Regions from separate parts of the Homo sapiens genome. Here all the other regions are linked to region 1. The links are chromatin loops, found by intact Hi-C in ENCODE. Cell type or tissue: B cell. All regions are shown on one strand.

What was found. Hi-C counts contacts between places; a loop is a spot of excess contacts. Peaks named below come from ENCODE experiments on the same cell type or tissue, not always from the same donor. Only the 100,000 strongest peaks of a DNase experiment are listed, where the experiment ranks them.
Region 2: it touches region 1 in a loop (7-fold over the local background); 2 of 110 quality-filtered maps call a loop at or near these places.
Region 3: it touches region 1 in a loop (13-fold over the local background); 6 of 110 quality-filtered maps call a loop at or near these places.

What each region holds. Positions count from the first base shown.
Region 1 is chr19:16,580,743-16,588,742 of GRCh38, reverse strand. All of the region lies in intron 1 of MED26 (mediator complex subunit 26), which reads left to right. Among named protein-coding and RNA genes, the nearest start is that of SLC35E1, 12 kb to the right of the region's middle. RefSeq lists enhancers at 74-143, 314-363, 2,404-2,453, 1,868-2,750, 2,484-3,133 and 4 more and a silencer at 6,931-6,980. In B cell, no CTCF peak of the experiment used is centred here; DNase peaks (open chromatin) are centred at 162, 902, 2,602, 4,292 and 2 weaker places; H3K4me3 peaks cover 5,121 bases; H3K27ac peaks cover 7,791 bases.
Region 2 is chr19:16,136,219-16,144,218 of GRCh38, reverse strand. It overlaps HSH2D (hematopoietic SH2 domain containing), which reads right to left and starts at 534. Exons shown (of 6, transcript NM_001382417.1): 1 at 445-534. It overlaps HSH2D-AS1 (HSH2D and RAB8A antisense RNA 1), which reads left to right and starts at 4,304. Exons shown (of 2, transcript NR_199156.1): 1 at 4,304-4,484. RefSeq lists enhancers at 132-181, 192-271, 412-671, 752-911, 399-1,093 and 2 more. In B cell, a CTCF peak has its summit at 3,039; DNase peaks (open chromatin) are centred at 578, 1,117, 1,848, 2,878 and 2 weaker places; H3K4me3 peaks cover 1,534 bases; H3K27ac peaks cover 4,225 bases.
Region 3 is chr19:16,441,030-16,449,029 of GRCh38, reverse strand. It overlaps EPS15L1 (epidermal growth factor receptor pathway substrate 15 like 1), which reads left to right. Exons shown (of 24, transcript NM_001258374.3): 2 at 6,811-6,852; 3 at 7,049-7,138. Among named protein-coding and RNA genes, the nearest start is that of EPS15L1, 27 kb to the left of the region's middle. RefSeq lists enhancers at 3,080-3,139, 3,250-3,329, 3,064-4,263, 4,366-4,545, 6,968-7,468 and 1 more. In B cell, a CTCF peak has its summit at 7,200 (motif pointing left); DNase peaks (open chromatin) are centred at 1,899, 2,799, 3,509, 4,989 and 3 weaker places; H3K4me3 peaks cover 2,853 bases; H3K27ac peaks cover 6,941 bases.

The DNA of each region.
Region 1 (8,000 bases):
ACTGCCCTGCCTGAATGGATCTTACAGACCACAGAGCAGCCCAGCAGAAAGTGCAGTGTGCGGGTCCTCGTGGCCTGGCCCCTGGGGGCGTGGTCTCCAGCACACCATTCATGCTCTACAGACACCATCTTGTGGTTTTCTCATGCTCTCAGAGGAGGAACTGGGCTCCAGTCAGTGATAGGTCTTGCTTGCGTCAGTGCTGGAGGCCAGGTGCGGTCCCCTGCTACAGCTATGCGCGGCTCAACCATCAGGTCCTTGTCTGCCCAGCCTCAGCTAGGATCTTCCAGGCGGCGGCACAGGGTGCGCTGTTGTGTGCATCTCTGTGCTTGGCAGTCTCTTGAAGGTTGTTCCCTGTTGATTCCTGAAAAGCTGGCTCGTTCTTATTTGGGCTCTGTCTTTGGCGGAACATATATGGGCCGAGCACTGTGTGTGTGTTTCCCCCGAGGATGTTGGGTCATTTCCAGTCTTCTGCAGCTGGCATTCTTATCAGCTGCTCCTAGAAGAGAGAGGCTGAGAGGGAGAAGCCCCCACCCAGCGTGCTATCACCAGGACTCCGCTTGGCTTCCCACTGCTCCAGTTCTATCCGCGTAGCAACGAGTCAATTTACAGATGAGCTTTGAGAGCTCTTGTGCCTTCACAAAGGGCCAAATGGCAGTAAGAATCGTAAGTTCTGCAGACCTGAAGCAGAGGTCAGGAGAGTCTAGGTTGGTAGTTTGGTTGGGAAGAGCTGCTAAAAACAGAAAGTGGGAGGGAAGGACGCTGTGGGGGCAGTGGCTGTGGAGAGCAGCGCTGCCTGCCTCCTGGCTTCATCTGCAAGTTTCCCTCGCTGCAGAAGTCAGGCATGCCTACTGATGGAGCTCCTACTTCTGCCCCAAGCCCTGGGCTTCCTCTTTCTGAGTTGCTCATGGGGTTCAGTCAGGGCTCCGCGTGCTGCCTGTACTCAGGTGGCATTTCCCGTCCCCCGGGCTGAGTTGTAGCATGCAATTGCATACTTGCCCAAGCATTACAGGAGCTGTGGCTGCAGGACAGGGAGGGCCACATGGACATGACAGACCACTCAGGTGGCCGGCTGCTCCTGGGAGTAGCAGGAGGGCCCCAGCAGGAAGTGCTTTTCAAGTGGTGAGCTTGGTGGCTGTGGCCGAGACATGCACCTTCCCGTCATTGTTCCTCCCAGTGTCATTCTTCCTCTGAGAAGCTGTGAACTTGAGGCTTTGCCCCTGGGGTTTGAGGCTCCCATGAGGTCCCCTCAGAGGAAGGTGCCTTCACTGGGCAGAGCCTGGTGGACCTGCACCAGCCCCATGAGGCTGAGCGGAGAGTGCAGGGTGGGGCCCGCCTGAGGGTAAGCACAGCAGCACCCCTCAGGGCTGCGCTTTCCAGAGCTGAGAGGGAGGGCAGAGCTGGGGTCTTGGGGTGGAGGTGGGGTGGGGATGCAGGTGCCGCCTCTTGTACTGACTTGCACCAGAGGCAGTTTGGCTCCCAGCTGCCTGGGAACACGTGCGGAGTTTGTCAGAAGCAGGAAGACTTGGTGTGGCGGGAACCAAATCACAGACACACACTCTCCCAGCAAAGCCCTGTTTGATTCACCCGTGTGTCCTCAGCAGACACGACTGTGTGTTGGGGGTTGGGGGGTGGGCGAGGTGACTCAGCCGCGGACGGCATTAGAATGCTTAGCACATTGAAGGCAGACTGTCTGTTTCTGGGTGCCATCTGTGGCATGTTTGGGTTTGGAAGGACAGCTTGCTTGCTGATGAACACTTCCACAGTCTTTTGAGCTAAGTAGTTTTTGTAAATTACTGTCTAGACCATTCTGCATTAAAAAAAAAAAAAAAACCCGACAACATCCCCATTGTTGTTTTTAAAGTGAACCGGTTTTTACAGGTGCTTTGCCACTGAGGCCTCAGCAGGGGCTGTTTTGAGCCCAAGGAGCAGGTTATGTGGGCTGTGGGGCACAGGTGCGGGCCCACAGGCTGCCAGGGCAGTGCCGCCCACCGTCCAGGGTGGTCAGGAAGGCTGGCCGGACACCGAGGTGGGGGAGTGCAGAACTGCAGTCTGTGCTCCATGTGCACTGTTCCCAGGGCCAGCCCGGTGGGGAGTGGGCTCCAGTGCCATCTGAAGCCCTGCTGTGGTGGCCCGTGCATGCCTGGGTCACCCTGGTCCTGCCTCTCAGGCATCCTGGGGACAAGGCATAGACAACACGGAGACCGTGGAGGTGGCCCTGTGTGGGTTCAAGGAACTGTTTGTAACCTGTGCATTTCACTGCAGGAGCACGTCAGGAGAGTCTTTACAGAGTGCCGACATCACCACAGGCTGGTGGCACCTGGTACCCTTCACCCCACCTACTCAAAGCACCAGATGGGCCCTGTGTGTTTGGTAGCCATGTCAGGCTAGTGGAAGGCCAGGCCTCACCATCTTCTAGCTGTGTGGTCTACCCGGGACCTCCATTACCTTCCTGGCCCTCAGTTACCTTATCTGTAGAGTGCGCTTGTGAGGATGACGTGAAAGAACTTGGCACAAGGGCAACCCACCAGTGATGGTCCTGTGCGAGTTGTGCCCGGTTGGGCCTGCCCAGGCTCAGCACCCTTGGGACTATTGGTTGGTCAGACCTTGGGCAGCACAGGGTTTCCCCTTTGCTACCACAGCTGCATTCCCAAGAGGCTGGGGATCTCAGGCGGGGTGGGAACAGTTCAGATGTGGAGAAAATGGAGAGGCAAGCCAAGGGGCTGCTGGGACTCAAAACTCAGTCTCAGTTCCTTGTTTCAGACCAGGGCTGGAAATCCCCAGCAGTAATTACTCAGGGCCTGAGGGTTTTACTTACACACCCCTGTAATAAAGCGAGGAAGAGGTTGGCCAGTAGCGGGTCCACTCCACTGAACAGGCCCCAGCTTTGCACTCAGACCCAGTGATCCTCTTCACAGAAGAAAAACTCGGACACATGCCGTGGCCCAATTAAAATATTTGCCGACAGGAGTTTGGTTTGAAAGGTGATTCCACGCACCCTGTCGTAGGTGGGTTTTCAGAAGAGTCTAGTCTTCCGGACTCCGGAGGGGTCAGAGGTGTCACTGGGTTTCACAGGGCCACAGAGGAGTGCTGCTGGCTGGCCTTTGAGGGAAACCTGGAAAGAAAGTTCTGAGTGGCTGTGTCCTGTGGCTCAGCTGTGCCCAGAGCCATAGGATGTGGATCGCAGATGGGAGGGAGGTGGTGCTGACTGGGGCTGGGCAGGTCCTGGAGTGACGGCTGTCCCTTCCCTGGGTTACTGCTGGCTCATTGTTATGTTTCTCCCCTTCTGGAAGAGAGTGACCTAGCCCCCACCCCTTCTTGCCAAGTCCTCCCTCCTGGTCTGGGCCACTTGAGGGCCTGTCCTCTCTGTGGTGGTGGCTGTCCTGGGCTCCTTCCTGGTACAGGTCAGGCCTCTCCCTGCAGGAAGGAACTGTCGACCTAGCGTGTGCCCCTGGTTCGGGCTCTCTGTGGTTTCCTTTAGAAGAGAGGCGTGAGGACACCTGAGAGTCGGACCGGGATGGACAGCTGGCATGGGTACTCAGAGCTCCCCTCTCCAGCCCCAGGGGTGCCTGCTGTTTCTGCACCAGGTCTGTTAAGCAGCAGCCCAGTACCAGAGTAGGGGAGCTTGGTGAGGGGCTCCTGGGGTCTCACCAGATAGATGGTGTTGTGCAGTTCAAATCAGTTAGGAGGCCTGAGACTTGAGACAGGCTCACGTGGAGGGAGGTGGCATCCTACCCAGCCCTCGGCCCTTGCTGCCCCACTCAGGGGCCAGATGGTGGACAGTGAAGCCACTATGAGGAGTTGGAAACAGCTATTTGCTCACTTCCCCTTTAGATGGCTGCCAGTCCTTCTAGATCAGTGAACTCTCCCAAACAAATGCTAGGAAATAGATGTATTTTCTCATCTTTATTTGTGAGAAATTTCAAGCATAAAAGTAGAGAAAGGTAACCATCCTGCTTCAGTAGATAGCTGCTTACAGCCATGTGACTTTGTTTCACCCATCCCCCTCCTGTCACTCACCCTAGGGGATGATTCTGTAGCAAATTCCAGATTGTATTATTTCTTCAGGAAAGTGTCACTGAAAGACGAGGATGCGTGGTGGGTCTTTAATAGCTCACACGGAGCGTGGTGTGCTGTGAAGTCGCATACAGGGTTCCCCACTGCTCCCAGGGTGTGGGAGAATGAGGTGTCTCACGCAGCTCCAGGCGCCTGACCCAGGCTGCTTCTGAGGGGTGCTGGCCCCTCCCTCAGGCTGTCTCTGTGCGTGTCCAGCCCCGCCTCCTTCCTCACATTTCCTGTGAGCTGAACAGCACATGTCACCAGTTAGGCTGGCTGGAATTGTGGCTTAGCACAGGCTATGGGGCTCTCTGGGGACAAAGGTGCCAGCCTTTCCGGAAGCCTTTCTTTTTTTTGTTTTGTTTTTTGTTTTTTTTTGGCGGGGCGGGGGGGGGCAGTGTTTGGGTTTCGGTTTTTTTTTTCTTTTTCTTTTTTTTGAGACGGAGTCTTGCTCTGTCACCGAGGCTGGAGTGCAGTGGCGTGATCTCAGCTCATTGCAACCTCCGCCTCCCAGGTTTGAGCGATTCTCCTGCCTCAGCCTCCCGAGTAGCTGGGATTACAGGTGCACACCACCGCGCCCGTGGAAGCCTTTTTAAGTTCTCATGTGGAAGGATGACCACAAAAGAGCCCTGGGACAGCCAGACCTCTTGTGGTCTTGGGCGAGAAGTTGTCCCCTCCATGCCCCCATGCGTGTGTTCCTGGGGCATCCCTGAAGTGTGGGGCACCTGTGTGCTGAGGGTTGTGCTGGTGGCCCCAGTTCACCCTCTGCCTGGATGCAAACTGTTCTTCCTCAGTATCTATGCTAGCTGTGATGCCTATGACCTGAGACCAGGCCTCCCTGCTTGGTTTTTCTGAGATTCCAGAAGGACGAGATTAATGTTCACATTCCTATTGGCCCATGTGTACCTGATCATGCCTCATGGATTTCCATTCTAAGACCTGAAAGTGTTCGGTGTGACAGTGGAGTCAGTTCCATCAACATTCATGTACCAGGCGGCTGGGCTGGACCTGCATGTATACCTGTGCCACACCTGGTCCCACCTGCTAACTTCCTGCCCTGCCTGCCTTTGGAGCAGGCACCCCAGGGAGGTCCCACCTGCTTCCAGAGTGCTCCTTGCTGCATTTACCCCTGCTTCTCCTAGTAGCTGCATGGAGGTTCTGCTGTCGACACCCCCCACCCCCACCCAACACCCTTGCCCTTCACAGGCACTTCCCGCAGCAATGAAGAGGCCAAACTGAAGCAAATTAAGTGGGCAGGGGCGGTCAGTGTTGGTAGAAAGGGGAGGCAACGCCTGTCTTCGTTGATGGTTAAGGAAGTTCAGACCCATCTGCATCTATTGAGGGGTCCCTAGTGGAGAAGTGAGAGGCTACAGTTCCTGACGGGATTCCTGCCCCTTTGGGAAAGCAACTTGGCAGGTGTTTTGAGAGGTTTTTTTGGACTGGGAACAAATCCCAAGGGAGAATCCAAAGGAGGAGGGGGCCTCAGATGTGCCAGGCTATTCCTGACAGCAAGAGGCTGCAATTGGCCATCGGGCCACAGACATGGCCCTGGCAAGCCTGAAGAGCTGCCTTAAAGCCATCTTTTGAGGCCATCGCCTGGAGCGGCTCCCCATGTGGAGTCAAACTGTGTCTGTGCTGAGATTAGGATCTAGTGTACTTCCCCAGATAGATGGACAGGTGCCAAGGGCATCCCAGAAACAGGGCAAGGGCAGGTGGTCTGTGGGGGCAGTCGCTAAGGGGGATAGAAGACAGGTTGTGAAGGAGCCACCTTGGGTCTTTTGGGTCTGTTTTTCCTCCCGGTGTCCTTACCCATGGCCTCTCCCCTGCCGCAGGGCTTTGGTGCTGTCTGGCCAGCTCCCTGCCCATCCTTCTCCAGCTCTTTTCTGCTTTCCAGCATGGAAGTCGGTCTCCAGCCCAGGTGGACACAGCTCGTTCTGCCACATCCTTTTTTGACCTCCCTGGGAGGCCACCTTAGGTGCTGCCCTCCCCCTGTGGCCTGCCTCCCTGCCCTGAGGGTTCATGCTGGACTTAGCAGGCCTGGAGTCAGAGCGGGAGCCTCCCCTCAGCCACATACGAGTCCTGGTGTCTCTGTCACTCACAGAGGGCCACCTCCATGAGAGTGGGAGACCTGCCACTCCTGGGTGGGGGGTCAGTTGGTTGTTAAGGCAGGGTCCCCAGGGCCAGGGTCAGAAGCCAGCTCCTATTTTGCTCCTATGGGACCAGCACCAATTGGGTGCTAAGTGTTCTTTGGGACAGACTGTGGCCATCTATAAAGAGGCTCTGTGGAGCCTTCTGGCTCAGTGTGCCTGGGGTCGGGGCCAGGCCCTTTGCAGGGATTCCTCGCTGCATTGCTCAGTGTCTGCCTCCTGGGCCTGGGAGGCCTGTGTCTGGATGCCCAGGTGGTGCTCCCCACACAGTGTTCAGACTGCTTGACATCAATGCCCCAGAGGTCGCAGGGCAGGGCAGTCTCACCTTGCCCCCATCCTTAGCTCTGCTGACATCACTGACTGCCTTCTGCTGGCTCCAGGGAGTGGCCGCACTGGACACTCACCCTCTCTCTGTGTCTTACACAACACACATTTATCATCTCAGGCTCTAGGGCTCAGAAGTCAGCTCCAGTCTCACCGGGCTGGGATCCAGGAAGCAGCGAGCTGCGCTCCTCTCTGGAGGATCCATTTTCTGCCCCTTCAGGTGTTGGCAGAGTTCATCTGTTTACGGCGTAGGACTGTGGGTTTCTAGCACCTTACAGGTAGAGCAGGCGGGCTCCTCTACTCCTCAGGTGAGCAGCTCACACGGTGGGGACAGAAAGGGGACTGCCAAGGCTGTAGCATTTCCCTTGGGGCTCCTAGAGGCTGAAGGCCTCTCTGCACACGCTTAAGCGTGGCTCATAAGGCAGGGGAGGGGCCAAGGGTAAGGATACACAGTCACAGGGCCCTCACACCTTCGCCTGGTGTCCCCAGCTCCCACACAGTTTCCAGGAGACTCTTGGGACTGGCTGTTAGTTCAGCGGTGATTTCTGGGGCACCAGCTCAGTACCAGACCCTGGGGTTGCCCAGGTGTTCTGTCTCCTCCCTCTTGTCTGGCAGCAGGATGGTGTCTGCCCAAGGACAAGGACACTTTGTGCCACCAGGCTAGCTGGGTCTGGGCAGTGTTCTGCTCTGCAAGGACTGCTGCTTCAGGAGTATGTGGGGAACCAGGGCTCCAAATATACCAGGGTGAGGTCAGCAGGGTGGAGGTGAAGCCATGTGGCAAGCCCAGGGACTGAGTCGGTGCTGGAGTGCCTGGGGCAGGGAGTGGTTGGCCTTGCTGTCTGTCTGGGACTGGCCTCCTCATCGCACAGTCTTCCCCTGCACTGATCCCTGCCCATTGCACGAGGAGTGCGGACAGGACTGTATCTCCCCTCATATCACCCGTCCACCCCCACCATGACACAGCTTGAAGCAGGGTTTTCAGGGTCATTTGGAGCCCTGAATGGAGAACATTGCAAGGCAAGGCCGTTGTTGCCAAAGAGCAAATGGGCCCATTGGCAGGGCAGCTTTGTGGGAGTTCTGCGGGGACTGCTGTCGTGGCTCTGCAACTTTACACCCAGAGGAGACAACACGGGAAGGGAGGGAGTGGCAGTGGCTGCCTCCCACTGGAAGTGGGGCAGAAGAGTAGAAAAGCCAGAATCCATGAGGCCAGCAGAATTAACAGCCCTCAAGGACGTCCACATTCTAGTCCTGGAGCCTGGGCACATGGTACCGTACATGACAGATGTGACTAAGGGAACAGCCTGGAGATGGGGAGGTGATCCGAGATCATCTGGGCAGGCCCTGCCTAGTCAGGGAGTCCTTAGAGATGGCACCTATCCTGGCTGGGTCAGAGAGATGCCGGGTGAGGACTCAGCCTGTAGCTGGCTTTGAGCATAAGGGGAGGGGGTGTGAGCTGGATGCAGTGCCCTCCAGAAG
Region 2 (8,000 bases), 440 kb after region 1:
AGGGCTAGGTTCCTGTGTTGTTGTTTTTTTCTGTGTCCTGGTGCTGGCCTGGCACAGAGGAGGGTGCAAGGGTCTTTGCTGGTGAACAGCTATCTAGTGATGAAAGACCGCATGCTCAAATTCAAGCTCCTGACCCTGGCCTGGGAGCCTCCTCTACTTCCCCGCTACCCACATTCTAGACCTAAAGACATCCTTGCTCTCTCTCTCTTGCCTCTCCATACCTTTGCTCATGCTGTTGTCTTGCCAAGACCCCCTTTTCCCTAACTCCAGCTCCATTTTCCATTTGTGGTCACCACAAATACCCCCTCCTCCACGAAGCTCTCCCCCATGCCCCTAGAAAATCCCTCCTGCCACCCCAGGCCCCACTAGCCCTGTCCCTCCTTCTGGCCTAGCCCAGCCCCCACGTTCTGTCTCCTCGAGGGCTGAGGCTCTTGGGTCACATACCTGGGAGACCCTTGGATGGCCGAGGCCCTCGCTGTAGCTGTGCCAGTGCCTGCAGGAGCCTGGGTTTCGATTCAAGGTCTGCACGTCAATGGGGCGGGGCTGGCTGCCCCGAGGCAGTTCCTGTTTCCTCAAGCAGGTGAGCCCTGGGGGCGGAACAAGGACAGCTCAAGTCACCCTGTCTGCAGTCCAACAAAGCATCTGGTGCCACAGGTGCAGAGACAGCTTGCTCCTGTCTTGCCCCCAGCAAGTTGTTATTGAGCACCTACTGTGTGCCTGCTGTTTGGAGGACACAGGGGTGACACGGAGACAGGTGCAGGCCCCCTGACTCCTGGCATCTATAATCTATCAAGCAGTGAAGAGGAGTGAGACATCATTACAAAGGGAGAACGGGGAACGGGTGCGGTGGCTCACACCTGCAATCCCAGCACTTTGACAGGCTGAGGCAGGCGGATCACTTGAGGTCAGGAGTTTGAGACCAGCCTGGCAAACATGGCAAAACCCCGTCTCTATTAAAATACGAAAATCAGCCGGGTGTGGCGGCGCACGCCTGTAATCCCAGCTACTCAGGAGGCTGAGGCACAAGAATTGCTTGAACCCGGGAGGCGGAGGTTGCAGTGAGCAGAGATCGCACCATTGCACTCCAGCCTGGGCAACGGAGTGAGACTCCTTCTCAAAACAAAAACAAAAGCAACAAAGGGGGAACAGAAACTGGGCGCGGTGGCTCACGCCTGTAATCCCAGCACTTTGGGAGGCCGAGGCGGGTGGATCATTTGAGGCCAGGAGTTTGAGACCAGGCTGGCCAACATGGTAAAACCCTGTCTCTACTAAAAATACAAAAATTAGGCGTGGTGGCGGGTGCCTGTAATCCCAGCTACTCAGGAGGCTGATGCAAGAGAATCGCTTGGACCAGGGACGCAGAGGCTGCAGTGAGCCGAGATCACGCCACTGCACTTTAGCCTGGATGACAGAGGGAAATTCTGTCCCCCGCAAAACAAACAAACAAAAAAACACCAGCTGGGTGCGGTGGCTCATGCCTGTAATCCCAGCACTTTGGGAGGCCAAGGTGGGCAGATCATTTGAGGTCAGGAGTTCGCGACCAGCCTGACCAACATGGAGAAATCCCGTCTCTACTAAAACTGCAAAATTAGCCCGGCGTGGTGACACATGCCTGTAATCCCAGCTATTTGGGAGGCTGAGGCAGGAGAATCGCTTGAACCCGGGAGGTGGAGGTTGCGGTTTGCTGAGATCTCACCACTGCACTCCAGCCTGGGCAGCGAGAGTGTAACTCCGTCTCAAACAAAACAAAACCAACGAAAACCAAACAAAACAAAACAAAAAAACAAAAAACCCCAAACAAACAAAAAAATCCAAAGGGGAAACAGGAAGTGGGAACAGCAGTTGCACAAACCCACAGAGGTGACCTAACTGACGTGAAGGAAGGGGCATTTGAGGGTGAGAAGGAATCATCTTGATTTGGGGAGTGCGTAGTGCAGAAAGAGTATATTTTTTTGTAGAGATGGGGTCTTGCTATATTGCCCAGGCTGGGGGAGGGAAGAGCAGGCACAAAGGCCTTGAAACTGAATTGAGCCTGGACAGGCTGGGGTCTCATGGCACGCATAGGTCCACACCAGGACTTCCTCCATTATAAAATATTTTAAAATATTTTTATTAATTGACTAACCTATTTTAGAGACAGAGTTTCACTCTGTCACTCAGGCTGGAGTGCAGTGGTATGATCATAGCTCACTGCAGTCTTGAACTGCTGGACTCAAGTGATCCTCCTGCCTCAGGCTCCCAAGTAGCTGGGACTACAGGCACACACCACCACACCTGACTAATTAAAAAAATATTTTTTTTGGAGATGGGATCTTGCTGTGTTGCCCAGGCTGGTCTCAAACTCCTGGGGCTCAAGCGATCCGCCCACCTTGGTTCAAGTGACTCTCCTGCCTCAGCCTCCTGAGTAGCTGGGATTAGAGGTGCCCACCAACACGCCTGGCTAATGTTTGTATTTTTAGTAGAGACAAGGTTTCACTATGTTGGCCAGGCTGGTCTCAAACTCCTGACCTCAGGTGATCCACCCGCCTCAGCCTCCCAAAGTGCTGGGATTACAGGTGTGGGCCGCCGTGCCAGCTTAAAATTCTATTTTACAACTGTGTTGGCATTAAGACCGATGTGGTCCAGGCTGGATTCCTTATTGTATATTTATTATTAGGATGTTCAGTTTTTTTTCTTCTGATTTTAAATAAGCTGAAGCCCTTTGGGAAGTCCCACACAGCACTTGGGTCCTGGGTGCAGGCCCTGTGTGCCTAACAGATTGGCCAGCTCTGGCCGTGTGCTCGTACCCCAGGCAGACAAACAAAACTACTTCCTCCTCTCCTTTCAGGCAGAAAGGGCCCAGATCCTACTGGGGGCCTCCCCAAGGGCCTATTGCCCTGGCCCAGCTGGGCTAGATAACCCCAGGCTCACCCTGGGTGCCTCTCTCACCCCCCTGCTCCTCCTCGGCAACAGCAGCACCTCGTCTGCCCTCTGTGGTCAACAAGGTCTAAGCAGGAGACACGTGGAGCCCTGCTTCTCACTCACCTGCTGTGTGTCCTAAGGTGAGTTGCTCAGCCTCTCTGAGCCTCAGTTCTGCATCTGTGCAATGGGCATAATAGCCCTCCTTAATCATGTGAAGATGCTAGGAGAGGCAACTCTCCAGCACAGCACATGGAGATGAGTTGGGAGTGAGAGAATCAGGACTCTTTGTTGTGACTTAATTCAAGCAAGGCCTTTGTGTTTGCCTGGGGGAGACTCTGGCTTGGGCCTCAGACCTCATGGGCTGAGCTGCCTTGGGCAACTCACTTCACCTCTCTGTGGCTAATCTCTTTTTCTTCTTCTTTTTTTTTTGAGTAGGGTCCCCTCACTCTGTTGCCCAGGCTGGAGTGCAGTGGTGCAGTCTCAGCTCACCACAGCCTCTACTTCCTGGGCTCAAGTGATCCTCCCATCTCAGCCTCCTGAGTAGCTGGGACTACAGGAGCACCACCACCACGCCTGGCTAATTTTTGGATTTTTGAAGAGATGGGGTTTTGTCATGTTGCCAGGTTGGTCTCGTTCAAGTGATCCTCCCGCCTCAGCCTCCCAAAGTGTTAGGATTACAGGTGTCAGCTGCTGCATCTGGCCTTTTTATTTTTGAGATGATGTCTTGTTCTATCGCCCCGGCTGGAGTACAGTGGTGCGATCTTGGCTCACTGCAACCTCCACCTCCCGGGTTCAAGCGATTCTCCTGCCTCAGTCTCCCCAGTAGCTGAGATTATAAGTGTGCACCACCACTCCTGGCTAATTTTTATATTTTTAGTAGAGACAGGGTTTCACCATGTTGGCCAGGTTGGTCTTGAACTCCTGACCTCAAGTGGTCTGCCCACCTTGGCCTCCCAAAGTGCTGGGATTATAGGCCTGAAGTATTTATTTATTTATTTTTATTTTTTATTTTTTTGAGACAGGATCTTGTTCTGTTGCCCAGGCTGGAGTGCAGTGGTGCAAGTACAACTCACTGCAGCCTCAAACTCCTGGCCTCAAGCGATCTACCTGCCTGGACTTCCCAAAGTGCTGGCATTACAGGCATGAGCCACCGGGCCTGGCCTTCACTTCACTTCACTTCTCTGATCCTCCTGGGAAAGTCTGACCATCGGGGCTCTTATTTGCATGGGGTTTAGAGTTTCCAGGAACATGGGGGTACGCTGGCCCAGCTCTAGCACAGTCCCCTAAGACCTCACCACAAACGGCCCAACCTCGCTTCCCCTGACCTGCTTGGGTGATGTGGTCTCCCACAAACTAACGTCTTCCTTTCAGATGTCGCAACAGAATCACCCCCACACCCCTCAGTGTCCGCAGGCCTCGGCCCGCAAACGGACATGCGTCCCCCAGAGGAAGGAAGGGTGTGGAGGGGAAAACGAAGGTGCCCTGATGGGGAGATAACGGGGCTAGAATTCCAAGGCCCCCTCTCTCTGATACCAGGTTCTCCAGGGAGACAGATCTGGGCTTCTCAGCAGAGGCCGCAGCTGGTAAGTGGGCCATTCACAGATTCACGTGGGGTGGCTCTTGGGGGAGGTGGCCACAATGCCATCTTAGTGCTGGGAAAATGCTGGGCCCATACATGTCAGGGAGTGGGGAAGCCCTTAGGCTCTGCCAACACTGGGTTTGATGCGATTCTTTTTAGAGACAAGGTCTCACTCTGTTGCCCAGGCTGAAGTGCACTGTGCCATCATAGCTCCCTGCAACCTCAAACTCCCGGGCTCAAGTGATCCTCCCGCCTCAGCCTCCCAAGTAGCTGCAATCACAAGCTCACACCACCATGCCCGGTTAATTTTTCAATTTTTATTTTGTAGACAGGGTCTTGCTGTGTTGCCCAGGATGGTCTAGAACGCCTGAGCTCAAGCAATCCTCACACCCCAGCCTCCCAGTGTTGGGATTATAGGCATGAGCCACTGTGCCCAACCCTGGACTTGATGTAATTTTATGATTTTAGCTTCCTACAATGCCTTCATTCTATTCATTCATTGATTTCACAAACACTGGCTGAGCCCCAGCTCTGGATGGGCACCATGCTAGATGCTGCAGATGAAGCAGAAGGCAAGATCGGGCCGGGTGCTGTGGCTTATGCCTGTAATCCCAGCTCTTCGGGAGGCCGAGGTGGGCAGATCACCTGAGGTCAGGAGTTCAAGACCAGCCTGGCCAACATGGGGAAACCCTGTCTATACTAAAAACACAAAAATTAGTTGGGCGTAGTGGCTCATGCCTGTAATCCCAGATACTCAGGAGGCTGAGGCAGAAGAATTGCTTGAACTGGGAGATGGAGGTTGCAGTGAGCTGAGATCATGCCACTGCACTCCAGCCTGGGTCACAGAGTGAGACTGTGTCTCAAAAAAAAAAGGCAAGATTGGCATGGTCCCCACCCTTCTAGGGCCCACAGTCTATGAGGAGACAGATGCTGAATGAGTTCACATGCAGGACAGTCAGGCAGAAAAGAAAATAGCAAGGGCAGGCTGGGTGCGGTGGCTCAAACCTGTAATCCCAGCACTTTGGGAGACTGAGGCAGGCAGATCATGAAGTCAAGGGATCGAGACCAGCCTGGCCAACATGGTGAAACCCTGTCTCTACCAAAAATACAAAAATTAGCTGGGCATGGTGGCGCACGCCTGTAGTCCCAGCTACTCGGGAGGCTGAGGCAGAAGAATCGCTTGAACCCGGGAGGCGGAGGGTGCAGTGAGCTGAGATCTTGCCACTGCACTCCAGCCTGGGCAACAGAGCGAGACTCCATCTCAAACAAACAAACAAAATCAGCACGGGCAAAGGCCCTGTGGTAGGAAAGAACTTGGTATGTCTGAGGCACAGATGATGACAGCTAAGGTGTCCAAACGGTGGAAACAACCCAAATGTCCATGAATGAATGAATGGGTAAACAAAACGTGGTTCCATCATCCACACCATGAAATATGATTCAGCCACAGAAAGGAAGGAAGCACTGCTCCATGCTACAATGTGGATGAGCCCCAAAAACATGATGCTGAGAGAAGCCAGACACAAAGGCCACCTAGTGCATGATTCCATTGATATGAAATGTCCAGAACTGGCTGGACACGGTGGCTCACACCTGTAATTCTAGCACTTTGGGAGGCCAAGGTGGGTGGATCACCTGAGGTCAAGAGTTTGAGACTAGCCTGGCCAACATGGTGAAACTCCATCTCTACTAAAAATACAAAAATTAGCCAGGCGTGGTGGCGGGACCTGTAATCCCAGCTACTCGGGAGGCTGAGGCATGAGAATTGCTTGAACCCAGGAGGCAGAAGTTGCAGTGAGCCAAGATTGCACCACTGCACTTTTCTTGGGGAACAAGATGAACAATGGTGGTCATAGTAATAACAGGGTGGGTGTGGTGGCTCACACCTGTAATCCCAACACTTTGGGAGGCTGAGGTGGGAGGATCACTTGAGGCCAGTTCAAGACCAGCCTGGGCAGTGAGACACCATCTCTACAAAAAAGTAAAACAATTAGTTGGGTGTGGTGGTATGCACCTGTAGTACCAGCTACTTGGGAGGCTAAGGCAGGAGGATCACTTGAGCCTGGGAGGTTGAGGCTGCAGTGAGCCATGATCCCACCACTGCACTCCAGCCTGGGCAACAGAGCAAGACCCTGCTTCTTTTTTTCTTTTTTTTTTTTTTTGAGACGGAGTCTCGCTCTGTTGCCCAGGCTGGAGTGCAGTGGCATGATCTAGGTTCATTGCAACCTCCGCCTCCCTGGTTCAAGTGATTTCTGGCTAATTTTTGTATTTTTAGTAGAGACGGGGTTTCACCATATTGGCCAGGCTGGTCTCGAACTCCTGACCTCAAGTGATCCACCCACGTCGGCCTCCCAAAGTGCTGGGATTATAGGTGTGAGCTACCGCGCCCGGCCGGATGACCCTGCTTTAAAATAATGATAATGATGATGATGACAGTGATGAGGACAGTGATGATGCTGATATCAGCCTATTCTGTCTCTGTGCTCATTATGTATGTACCTGTGCCTCCTCTGGGATCCATCATCTCCCTGGCTCTTCATAGCCATCCTATGAGGTGGAAACTATGATCCCCCCTATTTTGCAAGAGAGGAAACTAAGTTCAGTTGTTGAGGGCATGTGTCCAAGGCTGTGCCATTGAAACGGCCTCATCTGGGGTAGATACCCGAGATTTGTCATCTCATGGCCATGGAGAACAAGGACGTGGACACACAAGAGTGAGGTTAAGAGAAGCTTAATAGGCAAAAGAAAGAGAAGAGTTCCCTCCTGCAGAGAGAGGTCCTGAAAAAATGCATTGACAGATGCACAGTGAAATGCAGGGGATTTTATAGATGCCTGGTGAGGAGGCAGTGTTTGATTTACATAAGGCGTGAAAGATTGGTTGGACTAGGTGTTATATTTGCATAGGGTGTGAAAAACTGGTTAGGACTAGGTGTGCCATTTGCATCGGGTGTGAATTTCTGGCCACCCCTAATCTTTTATCATGCAAGCGGGTCCTCTGCCTGAGCTGTGCCATGTTGCCCATCCCTTTACTGTACACGTGGTAATAAAAACAGGGAAGATGGAGTCTCCACGTTGGTCTTGCCTGGCACCCAGGCAACTGTTTTCTATTGACGCAGCTGCTGGCATTTCCCCGTGCAAGCTTCTAGCTCGCTTATCTATGTCTGCAGCTCGATTTCTCAGACTGCTTTTTGTTAGAAAAAATAATTTCTTGGGCTGCTTTTTGTTAGAAAAGAAATTCCGCCAAGGACTCTGGTGCCCTCACTATCTGCCTAAATAATTTCTTTCTAGCTCCTCTATCACCGTGGGTCTTGAGTGGTGCTGGGATTCGGGCCCAGGCAGCTCCCTCTTATCCGTGACCCATTAAGGGCTCAGAAGAAAGCCAGGCACAGGATGGGTTCCCAGTCAGGATCTGCTATTCATTGCCATTGGCTGTCACTGTCTCCGAATTTTGCAGTTTTGGACAGAAACTGCAAAGTTTCGTGGAAAGAAAGCAAGTTTCCCAAAGTGGCCATTTATCAGG
Region 3 (8,000 bases), 140 kb after region 1:
AGTGCTGGGACTACAGGTACGCACCACCATGCCTGGCTTGCCCATGTTCTAATTTGATTGTTTTCTTTTTTATGCTGTTGAATTTGAGAGCTCTCTAGTATATATTTTAGATAGTAGTCATTTGTTGGATATGTGCTTTGCAAACCTTTCTTTCTAGTCTGTAGCTTGCCTTTTCACCTTTTTATCTGGCTTTTTTTTTTGAGACGGAGTCTTGCTCTGTCACCCAGGCTAGAGTGCAGTGGCACAATCTCGGCTCACTGCAGCCTCTGCCCGCTGGGTTCAAGCAGTTCTCCTGGCTTAGCCTCCTGGGTAGCTGGGATTACAGGTGCACACCACTACACCCAGCTAATTTTTTTGTATTTTTAGCCATGTTAGCCAGGCTGGTCTTGAACTCCTGACCCCAGGTGATCCGCCTACCTTGGCCTCCCAATGTGCTGGGATTACAGGTGTGAGCCACCGCGCCCGGCCTTTCTCCCCCCCCCTTTTTTTTTAATACGGAATTTTGCTCTTATTGCCCAGGCTGGAGTGCAATGGTGCAATGGTGTGATCTCGGCTCACCTCAACCTCCATCTCCCGGGTTCAAGCGATTCTCCTGCCTCAGCCTCCCGAGTAGCTGGGATTACAGGCATGCGCCACCATGCCTGGCTAATTTTACATTTTTAGTAGAGATGGGGTTTCTCCATGTAGGTCAGACTGGTCTTGAACTCCCAAACTCTGGTGATCCTCCTGCCTCGGCCTCCCAAAGTGCTGGGATTACAGGCATGAACCACCACGCCAGGCCTTACATGGCTCTTTCACAGTGCAAACATAAAGTTTGTCTGCCAATCTTTCCTTTTGTGAATCGGGCTTTTGGTGTCAAGTCTAAGAACTCTTTGCTTTGCCCTAGATCCTGAGGATTATGTTTTACATTTGAATTCATGATCCACTTTGAGTTACATTTTGTACGAGGCATAAGACTTTTAGTTCGAGGCCCATGTTTTTCCTATGGATGCCGATTGCTCCAGTGCCCTTTGTGGAAAGGCTTTCCTTCCTCCTGAAATACTTTTGCACCTTTGTCAAGAAATCCACTGGGCAGATCTGTGTGTGTCTGTTTCTCAGATTCTACATTCTGTTCTGTGCATTACTGTCTGTGCCCGCCCCCTGCCAATACTCCACTGTCTTAACTACTCTAGCTATAGAGTCAGTCTTGAAATCAGGTAGACTGACTCTTTCCACTTTATTATTCTTTTTCAGAATTGTTTTAGCTTCTCTGCCTTTTTTTTTTTTTCCGAAGATGAAGTCTTGCTCTGTCGCTCAGGCTGGAGTGCAGTGGTATGATCTCGGCTCACTGCAGCCTCCGCCTCCCAGGTTCAAGTGATTCTCCTGCCTCAGCCTCCTGAGTAACTGGGATTACAGGCACCTGCCACCATGCCTGGCTAATTTTTGTATTTTTAGTAGTGATGGGGTTTCATCATGTTGGCCAGGCTGGTCTTGAACTCCTGACCTCAGGTGATTCACCCACCTTGGCCTCCCTAAGTGCTGGGATTACAGGTGTGAGCCAGAGTGCCTGGCCCTGTAATACTTAAATTACTAGTGAGATGGAACATTTTCTTTCTAACTTTGCTGCATCTCTTCTTTCTGAATTGCCTCTCTCTTTGCTCATTTTTAATTGAGATGTCTTTTTCCTTGTGATTTGGAAAAGCTCTCTTTTCACTTGCCAAGTCTTCTCCTTCTCTTGGTAACATTTACCTTAGCTCTGCTGTAGAAACCTCTGATGGAGCAGTTGGAGAGAGCTGCCCATCCAGTCCAGGAAGGTTAGACATACCCCAGCGTTTCCCTGATGCCTTTTGAATGTTTTGAGTCAAGTCCCAGTTCTGCCCCGTGCTTGCCACATGACTGAGCCAGGTTATCTCACCCGCAGAATGTGGGCCGGCCTGCTGGGAGGGCTGGGCTCACATTGGGTGATGGTTGTGCAAGGCCTGTGGGGGCCTCTAAGGGGAAGGCAGAAATGGAAGGATTATCAAGCAAGCTCTACTCCGGGCTATGTTTTTGCATCCATATGTTTTTCTAAGTAGGAACTCAGACTGAGATGTGTTTCAGTGTTATATGCCTAACTTCCTGCAAAACTTGGCAGTGGCATTGAAAAACATAGCCATTATGGGGTCTCAGCTTTCCTGGGGAAATGGCAGGTCATCGAAAACACTGGCTTTCAAGTCCATTTATATGCTCAAATTGAGTGTTGCCTTTTGACCTCTTCTGTTTAATAAAATGCTCCAGCACGTCATCACGGACGTGCATTTTCCCAGGCCAGCATATGCATGAGGCTGTCCTGTGGTCCGGTGCACAGCCCTGTGACACCTGGGCTGTCATTACAGGGTGCACAGTAGGTGAGGGTCTGACTCCAGGACCACCTATCCTGGGTGCTTCACTGACTGTTGCTCATTGGCTGTTGTGGTCCTGAGTAGGGCAAACTCAGTTTCCCCACCTGTCAACTGGACTAGTAATATTACCTGCCCTTTAGCGTTGTCGGGAGGATGAGAGGTACTGGATAGGAAACAAGGGATTATAGGTACTTCTCTGAACATTTTACAGTGAAAATGGATTGCTTTCCAAAAGTCATTTTGAACCAAGGCTGATGATCATTGGTTTGTTTTGCACAAGAGCGCGTACTTTGCTAGCAGAGTGAGAGTGAGAGTTTGGGCAGGAGGCAGCCAGGCATGAAGATGTAGGAGGCGTCCTGCCCTCGGCCACGTGCGGGGATCAGAGTTGGGTGAACCCTGCTTAGGAGTCGTTAGAACACAATCCTGAGACAGTTTCTCCTCCGAGGTGGTTCTGCTGGGTTTCTCCATCTCAACTGCTGTTGTCCTGGGTTACAGTTACAGGCGCTTGTGTGAATTGCGGTGTTTTAAAGCCTTCAGAGCAGAAGGATGTGAACTTGTCCTTCTCCTTGTGCCCCTCTCTCTGTCATCCCACTTGTAAATTGTTTCTGGGCTGGAGGATAAGTGAGGAGGCCACAGGAACTTTGCATGTTGTCTCTTAGCATTTTGAGTTAGGAAGAGCAACTGAAAGACCGAGCTGAAAGCTACACTGAACCTCATCAACAATTCACACACTGCAGAGGCGAAGATGGCGTCTTCTCAGCACAGTGGGCTGGGTCAGGAGAACACATCGGGTCAGCTCTGCTGCACTTCCTTCCATTCCTACGGCCATCCTGGTGCCACCTGCAGCCTCTTACGGTGCAGGCCTCATCCCCTGGTGCGTCCCCTCTCTGCTGTTGCCTCGGGCTTGGCCCCAGGCTCACTTTGGGGTCAGACATGGGTGGGCAGCTCCAGAGGCTGCTCTCAGCATACAGAGGGCTCTTTCCCAGTAGCTGTGAATCTTCCTTTTGGGGGCCAAGAGGTCTCTGCACAGGGGCCAGTGACAGACTGCCTGGGGCTGGGGATTTATGTCATTAGCAACATGTGTCTTCAGTTCTGTCGCAATGACATATCAGGGCAGCGTGCAGGTGTGAGTCCATTGTTCCTGGGAAGAAGCCTGGCATAAGAGGAAGTGGCAGTTGGGGCCTGGTGCTGTACCTTCTTTCTTCCCCCTTCTGCTTTTGCATATGCAAAACCTGACATATGTGTAATTAGATCAAAACCTCTGACCACTGTCATTGTTCCAGGTTACCCAGATGGACTCCCGTGGTGATGAGCAATGGTTGAGCCATACTCCCTGGGCTTTCCCTCAGCTGTAGGTCTTTTGAGAGTGACATCCGGTGGTCATCAAGTGTTCGAGCCGGATGAGCCTTTAGCATGGATGGGCAGAGGTTGGAGCTCTGGGCTGTGTCCTTCAGCGACTCTTCTGGATTAGTCCAGGCCTTGTTTCTCTTGGTTGCGGATCTTGTTGCTCATTAGCGCCTGGGAAGTAGAGCAGATATTTAATAACCCTGCATGCCTCAAAGACTGAAACTCTTTTTTTTCCACTGGAATCACAGTAGCTTGGAAACCTCTTTCCCTTGCTTCCCATGAGATTGTTAAAAAACTCGCCTGGGGCTGGGCGTGGTGGCTCATGCCTGTAATCCCAGCACTTTGGGAGGCCAAAGCAGGCGGATCACCTGAGGTCAGGACCAGCCTGGCCAATATGGTGAAACCTCGCTTCTACTGAAAATACAGAAATTAAGTGGGCATGGTGGCACGCACCTGTAGTCCCAGCTACTCGGGAGGCTGAGGTAGGAGAATGGCTTGAATCCAGGAGTCAGAGATTGCAATGAGCTGAGATTGCGCCACTGCTCTCCAGCTTGGGTGACAGAACAAGACCCTGTCTCAAAAAAAAAAAAAAAAACTTGTCTGGAAATGTGCTTCAGATCCAGACCTCTCTGATCATTGGCAGGAAGGGCACCTTTGTCATCTGAAGTGAGGGCCTCTGGAGTCTGTGAACCCATGGCAGGCGATGTGCTGTTTGCTGCCTAGACCTGACCACTGTCACCTTTACTGACAGATGACAAACAGCCTGCCTGCCTTGGCCTCCTTTCTGTGGGTCTTCTTCCTCTGGGGAGACATATTTTGGAAATAAGCTGGAGTTTGAGCCCAGAAGTTGACACAGGTGTGATGGCTGGACACTGTCATCTAACGAGGTTGTAAGATGCTAAGGGTGATAGCCACTCCTTCCTGTACCCCTCACCCAGGAATGGTGTCACTGCCTCCAAGCACGAGGGGGGCAGCCATCTTGGGGCTGCTGTTGCTATACACACTTACCTCCTATGTCTTTTCCATGATGTCTTTGTCTGTTTTAAAATGATGGCTCCTAAATCTCTGGCTTTTCTTGCTTTTTCATGTTATTCTAGTTTTTTCTGCCTTTTCAGTGTTTCCCCCTTTCTTTTCCTCTTTTTTTTTTTTTTGACTTTTTCCCTCTCCCCTTTCAGATCTTTATGCTATTTTCCTTCTATTTTCATTTTGTCATGGTAGTTTTCTCTGTACTTTCACTTCTTTTTTTTTTTTTTTTTTTTGAGACGGAGTCTCGCACCGTCGCCTGGGCTGGAGTGCAGTGGCGCGATCTCGGCTCACTGCAATCTCTGCCTCCCGGATTAATGCAATTCTCCTGTCTCAGCCTCCTGAGTAGCTGGGATTACAGGCGCACACCACCACACCTGACTAATTTTCTGTATTTTTAGTAGAGACGGGGTTTCACTATGTTGGCCAGACTGATCTTGAGCTCCTGACCTCGTGATCTGCCTGCCTCGGCCTCCCAAAGTGCTGTTTGGGATTACAACTTTCACTTCTTTATACATTCACAGGTGTTGGCGTCCCCCAGAGACGCTGACCATAATCCGGGCATTATTATTTTTTTCTTTTTATTTTTGAGACAGAGTTTCACTCTTGTCACCCAGGCTGGAGTGCAGTGGTACGATCTCGGCTCACTGCAACCTCCGCCTCCTGGGTTCAAGCGATTCTCCTGCCTCAGCCTCCCAAGTAGCTGGGATTACAGGTGCATGCCACCACGCCTGGCTAATTTTTGTATTTGTTGTAGAGATGGTGTCTCGCTTTGTCATGTTGGCCAGGTCTCGAACTCCTGACCTCAGGTGATCTGCCTGCCTTGGCCTCACAAAGTACTGGGATTATAGGCGTGAGCCACTGCGCCCGGCCTGGGCATTATTTTTAGCTTCAAATGACCCTTTGTAGCACAACAATATGCAAGTGGTGGGTGCGTATTGGTTCAAATCCAATGACTATAACTGGAAGGAGTCTACGTCCCCCTGGTTTTATTCATTGTGAGAAATCGTACAACAGCAGTCCCAGAATTTGTTGGATAAACACTGTAATCCTGCCCCCAAGATAGTCCTCTTTTCCCTGCCCAGTTCTATTCTCTTTAGCTGTTTACACATCCATTCTGTATAATTAGGTGTCATTGTGCATTCTTCACTTTTATCGCTTATTACATCAGCGGCAGGTTTGTGTGCTCTTTTTTCACCTCACTTACTAAAACACCAACGCACGTAAACTTTTACAGCCAGCATTTCAGGGACTGCATAATTCCCCACCAGGTTGGCACACTCCCCTGGGTGTCCCTCCCCTTCCCTGGGAGACGTCTGGCAGAGCTCAGGACACAGCGGGAAGTGTCTGGACTTGGCCGCCAGCCAGGCTGGATCCAGGTGTGGCCTCTGGTGGCCCCGATTAGCTGCGTGACCCTAGATGGGGAAGTGACCTCCAAACAGCGATGTCTTGGGGCTCTGAGGTGTCGGGAAATGGAATATCTTCAGTGCCAAGCTGAGGACACTGCACTTCCTTCCTTCCCTGGTGGGAACAGTTACTGGCCAGCGCTCTCCGGGCGCGGGCTGGTCAGTGTGCGTCTCTGAGCACTCAGGTAGCTGGAGGAGGATGGATGGGATGGTTGAGAACCAGACCCAGGCCAGGGAAACTGGTCGAAAGCTTGCAGGCCTGGTGATTTATGATAATGCGTGGAAACTTCTTTTCTGATTCCGGAGCCAGAGAACAATCTCAGAGGATAGAGTGTCCTTTCCCTCTGAGCTCTCCAGGAGCTGAAATCCCTTTGCTCAGTGAATGGAAATTGACACTGGGCTGCTGCTGCTGTTTCCTGAGTGACTATATTGTTTGCCCTAGAATCAGGATTTATTAAAGAACATTAAGCTTACTTTTTCTAAATCAGGTAAGCATAATAATATCTGTGTCTGAAGATAAACTGAATTCTGTGTTCAGAGGATGTTTAAAGTGCATGCATTTTGACTCTAACTATCATCATATATTTTGGTCATGACAAAATTGAGGGGGCAACCCTTTTTTTCCCCAAGGGGTTGTGTTCACTTTTGACCAATATCTGTGGTTTCATTTACAGATTCCCACTGGAAATTCGTTGTATGAATCTTATTACAAGCAGGTAAGTTTAGCTGATGTCTCTTCAGATGGAACTAGAGCATGCCTGAGCTGAAAGCACAGTACAGAATAGAAGCCCGGCTGAGCGGCCTTTTGTCCTTTTCTGTTCACTGTCAGCGGATAGTTAGCGTGGCGGGTGCCACTTCACCTGCTGCTGCATTTGCTGAAAAGTTATTTTGCCTCTTGGTCTCCCATTTCAGGTCGATCCGGCATACACAGGGAGGGTGGGGGCGAGTGAAGCTGCGCTTTTTCTAAAGAAGTCTGGCCTCTCGGACATTATCCTTGGGAAGGTATGTGAAGATGAATAGTGATTTCTCTTCTGTGGCTGCCCTCACAGCTCCCCCCGCAGGTCAGGGCCAGCCTGTGCAGGCCTCCTTCCATGGGGCCCGGCCTCCTGGGTAGTGGCCTGGTCGCTGCAGACCTCTCAGGCTGCAGCTGGTGGATCCAAATGCCCAGGTGGCAGCCCCCACCACTACTTTGGTAGCAGATAAGAAACCCGAGTACTTTTGGGGTCTTGATAGCTTGTGGACTTTTTTTTTTTTTTTTTTTTTTGAGACAGAGTTTCGCTCTTGTTGCCTAGGCTGGAATGCAGCGGCGCGATCTCGGCTCACTGCAACCTCCTCCTCCCGGGTTCAAGTGATTCTCCTGCCTCAGCCTCTTGAATAGCTGGGATTACAGGCACATGCTACCACACCCGGCTAATTTTTTTTTTGAGACAGTCTCGCTCTGTCGCCCAGGCTGGAGTGCAGTAGCGTGATCTCAGCTCACTGCAAGCTCCACCTTCTGGGTTCACGCCATTCTCCTGCCTCAGCCTCCCGAGTAGCTGGGGCTACAGGCACCTGCCACCACGCCCGGCTAATTTTTTGTATTTTTAGTAGGGACGGGGTTTCACTGTGTTAGCCAGACTGGTCTCGCACTCCTGACCTCAGGTGAATCGCCCACCTTGGCCTCCCAAAGTGCTGGGATTACAGGCGTGAACCACCGCGCTTGGCCACTTGCGGACTTTAGTTGGGGGAAGAAGGGTGTCATAAACACCATTGGCTTGGGAGCTGAGTGCACCTGGATGTCCTCTGGGCCCTGCCGCTGACTGGCTGTGCGCCCCTGGGCAGATCATTCACCTGCTCTGAATTGGCTTCTTCATCTGCAGGACAA